Regions from separate parts of the Homo sapiens genome. Here region 2 is linked to region 1. The links are chromatin loops, found by intact Hi-C in ENCODE. Cell type or tissue: B cell. All regions are shown on one strand. Each heading gives the region's core, and the rest is flanking DNA. Links, peaks and the distances in the headings are about the cores only.

Evidence for each region. A loop is a pair of places that touch in the nucleus more often than their neighbours do. Peaks named below come from ENCODE experiments on the same cell type or tissue, not always from the same donor. Only the 100,000 strongest peaks of a DNase experiment are listed, where the experiment ranks them.
Region 2: it touches region 1 in a loop (2.9-fold over the local background); 6 of 110 quality-filtered maps call a loop at or near these places.

Annotation. Positions count from the first base shown.
Region 1 is chr6:167,152,097-167,155,008 of GRCh38, reverse strand. No RefSeq gene overlaps it. Among named protein-coding and RNA genes, the nearest start is that of GPR31, 4.4 kb to the left of the region's middle. In B cell, for the core only: no CTCF peak of the experiment used is centred there; DNase peaks (open chromatin) are centred at 1,238 and 1,848; H3K4me3 peaks cover 1,484 bases; H3K27ac peaks cover 2,166 bases.
Region 2 is chr6:167,092,448-167,095,359 of GRCh38, reverse strand. No RefSeq gene overlaps it. Among named protein-coding and RNA genes, the nearest start is that of CCR6, 29 kb to the left of the region's middle. RefSeq lists enhancers at 95-154, 1,485-1,854, 1,965-2,034. In B cell, for the core only: no CTCF peak of the experiment used is centred there; DNase peaks (open chromatin) are centred at 269, 1,159, 1,769 and 2,499; H3K4me3 peaks cover 2,500 bases; H3K27ac peaks cover 2,500 bases.

The sequences.
Region 1 (2,912 bases), core at 119-2,618:
TAACTCTCTGCACAGGTGGAATCCACACAGTGAAGTGGCATGGCCCCCTGACAGATGCCCTGTAGGAATAGACCCCCACAGGTGGGGACAGATGCCCTGTAGGAATAGACCCCCACAGGTGGGGACAGATGCCCTGTAGGAATAGGCTCCCACTGGAGGGATACAGCCCACCCCTCCACTCACAGGAAAAGCTCTGCAGTCCAGCACTGTGCGCGGGAATGTCATGGGGCTACAGACTCTCCCAAACCCCTTGATCTATGGCTTTTTCCCTGGGAATGCACTGTCTTTTCTCCAGGATACCACAACTTTCTGTACACTCTGCCTTCCCTGTGTGCATTTTTAGCCTGGCAAAATGCGCCTATATCTGGGGTGGTGTCAGCTCCACACCGCTGTCTCTCGAGTTCTTTCTGACATCTCCTGGGTGGAGCTGGCAGCCCTCCACTCTGCTCACAGGTGTGCCTGATGCAGCGCTGCAGGCCTGGGGGGTCCAGAGCTTTTAGGAAGCCCTGATACCTCGGCCAGCCCCGGGCGTTCTGGTTCAGTTGGCCTGGGGAGGAGCCTGGGCACTGGTAGGTCTGAAGTCCCCTCATTAATTCTATCAATGGGCAGTCAGGTCTAAGACTCGCCGGGTGAGTGGCTCAGGGCCTGGGCAACAACATCCTGCCCCATCACTTCTTAGCTCTGTGACCTGGGACAGAAGGGGACTTCTGTAAAATGGGGATAGTAAAATGTACCTCGTGGGATTATGGTGGGGATTAAGTAAAATAACACAAAACATTTAGCACAGTATGTCATAAGCATCAGTAAATACTAATTTGCTGTTTTTAAGTGATCACACAATTCTATTTTCATTGCTTACTTCCCCAACCAGATTGTGGGGGCTTTGGGGACATAGTTTTTCCCTCTGTATTCTCAACACAGAACCTGGCATGGGAAGGGTGTCTTATGAACTGGAAGTTGAAAAGTTCTGTTAAATCAAAGGTTGATTATCATTCTTCTTGTGTAGCAGATCCTTTTGGGATCTCCTATGGCTATTCTGTGTGCCTCATTTCGCTTCTCACATCTATGAAATGGGACTTTTCTTGTCCCTTGGGAGGCTGAGGATCACGCGAGTGGCCCCCACCTCCGGGGATGTTTCTCACGTGTCCAGCCCCATCTCATCAAAGGAGCATCCACAGCACTGCACATAGATGGGGTTTCTTCTTCAAAGAGATGAGATAACAAGGGTCTTATTCTTCTCCACGTTATTGTCTCTGAATAAGGAAATGACTCAAAAGGGAAGTGTGGACAGACGGTGAATGGCGAGTCTCAGGACCACGACTGTTTTGCTGCCAATAGCAAGTTCCAGTTTCTTTTCTCCCGTGACTCACTTGCTGTGATGAGGCAGGGGCACCATCATGTCTGAGAGTCATGCAAATCGGCACCGTCAGAATTCTGGCAGATCCAGGAAAGACAGCCAGGAGCTTCAGTTTCCACGGGAGTGATGAATTTCTTGTCCATACGGAGGCAATGCTATCAGCTGGGAAACTCCGTTAGTTGTTTCTCTTTCTAAAATCTACTGGGTGACAGCTAGAGAAAGCTCGTCCTCTGTCTTCTCATAATCATTTCTGCCAGTAATAAAATCAACACTTTCGGTTTATTTAAAGGTCAGGACAATAAAAGGACTCTGCATTTGCCTGTGAGCATGGCTGGGGACTGTGAAATGCATTTCGTGACTCCCAGGGGCTTCCAGAACATTCCACTAAGTACTTGTGAGGTCCTCAAATAATAGCCATCCTCATAATGCCTCTTTAGCGTGTGTGGTAAAAGATACATAAAATGTATCATTCTCATCATTTGTAAGTGCAATTCAGTGCCTTTAAGTACATCACACTGCTGTGCAACCACCACCACCGGCGACCGCCAGAACTCTCCTCGGCTGGTAAAACTGAAACTCTGCCCCATTATATAGCAACCCCCCACTTCCGTTTCCCCGGCCCCAGTCAACAACCACTCTACTTTCTCTCGCTATGGATTTGACCACTCTATGTTCCTCCTATGACTGGAAACCTATAGGATTTTCCTTTTATGGCTAGATTATTCTACTTAGCATGATATCCTCAAGGCTCACCCATGTGACGGCTTGTGTCAGAATTTCCTTTTTGTTGAAGGATGAATGATATTCCACTGCTTGCATACACCACATTTTGCTTATCCACGCATCCATGGGTTACATTCACCTTTTGGTTGTTGTAAATAGTGCTGTTGTGAACACAGGTGTACAAACATCTCTTGGAGACCTAGTTGAGTTCTTTTGCAGATATACCCAGGAGTGGAATTTCTGAATCATATGACAATTCAGTGTTTGATGTTGTGAGGAACTGCCATATTGTTTTCACAGCAGCTGCACTTTTTGCATTCCCACCAGCAGCACACAAGGGTTCCAGTTTCTTCATATCCTCACCAACACTTGTTCTTCTCCAGCTTGTTTGTCTGTTTTTATAGTAGCCATCCTAATGGATGTGCAGTGGAAAAGTGCTTCTTTGAAAATCAGGAAATGCTTAGTATCTTCAGAAACTAAGAAGAAATCTCTGTAGCTGGAACCTGGACACTACAACCAGGCCGACAATAAGTGTACGATGTGGCCACACCACACTCTAGTCCATGAGCTCACAGGCCATCTCCATTTTTAAGTCTTCTTTGTCACTGAAATCGCAGGTTAGAGGACAAGTGTATCCAGGAATTCTGTCAGCATGACCGTGATCAGTGGCAGAGCGTCCTCGTGACAGCTCCATGTGCCATTGGATCATCTCCTCTCATGCCACCAAGCTCTGCAATTAGAACAGGAGCCTGAACCTCCCATTCCATCACACAGCTAAAGAGCAGCAGAGATAAGACTCAAACTGAAGGCCTACAGTCTTTAAGTCTAGGAA
Region 2 (2,912 bases), core at 218-2,717, 60 kb after region 1:
GTTGTTGGTCACTGATCTACCTTCTAAGGGGTCTTCCAAATCTCAATGCTATAAGCTGGCCTTACGTGTGCCTGTTTGGCTTGTGGGGATATAATGTATCATACTTTACATGTACAGACACATCTAATATCTAATAGAGATATATCTAATCAGATATAACAACCTCAAGCAAACCCCAAGTTGCTAGGTGCTTAGTAAATTATTTTGTTACACTGAAGGCTGAAAAAGCACAGAATGATTAAATGACTCAAGATCACGTGAGACAATGGGATAAACTGGAACTGAAACAGACTGTGGGGTGCTGGTCTACGCAGTTCACAAAGCCCCCATTGCTGACTAACCACAAGCCCAGAGGGAAGGCACATAGACTACTGTGCCCCTGCTACTGGTTAGGTTTTTCTTTTACACAGAGAAATAATTTGACTTTATCTAGGCTGCTACAAAGCCAATTGTTAACAGAACTAGGATTAGAATTCAGAAGTACTAGGTGTCAGGTTTCTGTACAAAGAGCAATAGTATTCCACTGAAGCACTTCTGTTTCCCTACAAATACAACCTATCTGTGACTGTGAAACCTCAAGGAATTTGTATTGAGAACCGCTGGCGCGAAGCGGGTGATAACGATAAGAACAGGCATTGTGCACAGCTAGAGGAGCCGTCTGTGGAATGCCGATGGTCGTCTCTTGGTAGAAATAGTAAGAAACCTTAGAACTGATCTTCTTCATTCTGGAAGGCATGGAAACAGAGAACAAGCTGGCCACTGCAGAAAGTTGTAAGACCTTTCGAGGCTGGCTCGACTGCAGCTGCGTTTTGCTTGGCTGTGAGTTTGCAGAACTTTGAGGCTTTCGGGGGAAGGTAGCTAAATCTGTATCAGGGCCAAGGGCACCCCTGGGAAAATTAAGAAACACCTTCTCTTTTGAGGTTTAACTCGACTAAAACCTCTCTGATGATTAGGATGGCCTCAACGGAAGCCCACTGGCCAAAAGAACATCGATAGTTCCCAGGGGAAATAAGTCGTGAGGGAAGGAAGGGTCAACAGGAAACCAGGACTCAGGATCCTGGGCAGAGTCGGCTGGTTTCAGCACCGTCTGAGGCTCATCAGGAAGCTCCTCTCTCACCGACCGTGGCTCTCAGCACTCAGGGAGCGCCACTGAGCATGCGTGAGAACAGCCGCCCTCAGCTCGCGGGGGTGTCAGCTTCCTTTGAAAACCCCCTCGGGTCTGTGTGCACAAGGCTCTGAACTAACCCTAGTGGGTCACCACGCAGGGCCCCTTCTCAGCGCCTGCTCTCCGCTCCACGTGAGGGAAGCAAGGGCAGCGGAGAACGCGTCCCACGCAGTCAAGCCAGGGATGGGCCTCGGGCTTCCTTTCTCTGTCCACGATGCCTCTGGAAGCAGGATACGGCCCTCGAGGCGGGCTCCTGGGATTCCTGGGAACACGGGAGGGTGAGCTATGAGCAGGCCGGGGCAGGGCAATCATGGAGACTGGACTTTTGCTCATATGGGCAGAAGAGTGATCAGGAAATTATTCTGAATGTGAAAAGACATGGCCAGCGTGTGACCGGCAGATGTGTATCCTCCAGTGCTCTGGGAGAACGCAGCCCCGGCTGGTAGCCCGGGCCCGTTTCTGTGAGGTCAACACTCACACCACGGCCAATGTCAGGCAAACAACCCGGTGTCACCGAAGCAGGGTTGGTAAGAGAAGCACAGCCTGCCCCAGCTGATCGCAGCGCAGCCCAGGAGGCGAGGCCACCGCCCAGAGGATTCTGGAAACAGCTCGCCGGGGCGAAGACGCAGGCACAGACAGTGCCTTCCGTAGGGTTCCAAGTATGCAAAACCCTAGGGGAAGCCTCTTCTATTTAGTCACAGAAAACAGGTGAGCAGTTGCCTGGAGCAGGGAGAGACGGGGAGGGATTGACAGGAAGGGAGCTCAGGGAAGCTGGTGGGAGTAGAAAGTTCTAGATCTTGATTGGGGTTGCAGTTACACTGGAACACAGTCGTTGTCAAAACTCACTGAAGTGGACCCTGAGAATGGATGCATTTTGCTGTATGTAAGTTATCCCAATAAAGCTGATATTTAAAAATATGTAACACCCCTCCAAGCCAATGCTGATATTGTAAGGATGATTTTCAGTACTGGGCACCGAGCTTCAGTACTGGGCACCGAGCTTCAGTACTGGGCACCGAGCTTCAGTACTGGGCACCAGGGTAGGAGTGAGGTTCCCTGATTTTCAGTCTTTACGGAGCTTTTACCCAGAGAGCTGCAGAGGCAGCACTGGCCAGAATTACTTTGGAACGCACCGTCTGTTTCTTCCTTGTTGCTTTTCACTGGTTAGTAAGAAGATTCACGAAGCTCCTCTGCCTGGCCACCTCCCCCCAACATCAACACACACTGGCACAGGTTCTGGAGGGCATCATTCAGACCCATGCTGTAAACACCCTTTACAGGCTGAGCCCTGAGTCCGTTTCCTCAGCAAAGTACCACAAACAATGTGGTTTAAAACAACGGAAACCTACTTCCTCACTCTTCGGGGGCCAGAGGTCCGAAATCGAGGTGCTGTCAGGGGTGGCTCCATTTGGAGGCTGTGCAGGGAACCGTCCCCAGCCTCGCTTCCCATTTCCGGTGGGGTCTGCAGTTCCTGGTGCCCCTTGACTTGTGAATGCATCACTCCAATCTATGCCTCCGTCTTCACAAACCCTCCGTCTCTGCGTTCTCTCCTGTTTTCATAAGGCCTGCCCTGAATGCAAGATAATTTCACTTTGAGTCCCATAACTAATTGCAACTGCAAAGGCTCTATTTCCAAATAATATAAAATAATATTCCAAATAATATTCTGCGTGAACATGAATTTTGGGAAGACACTATCCAGTTAATAATCATATTAACCGACTCCACTCCTACACGCTGTCTTCAG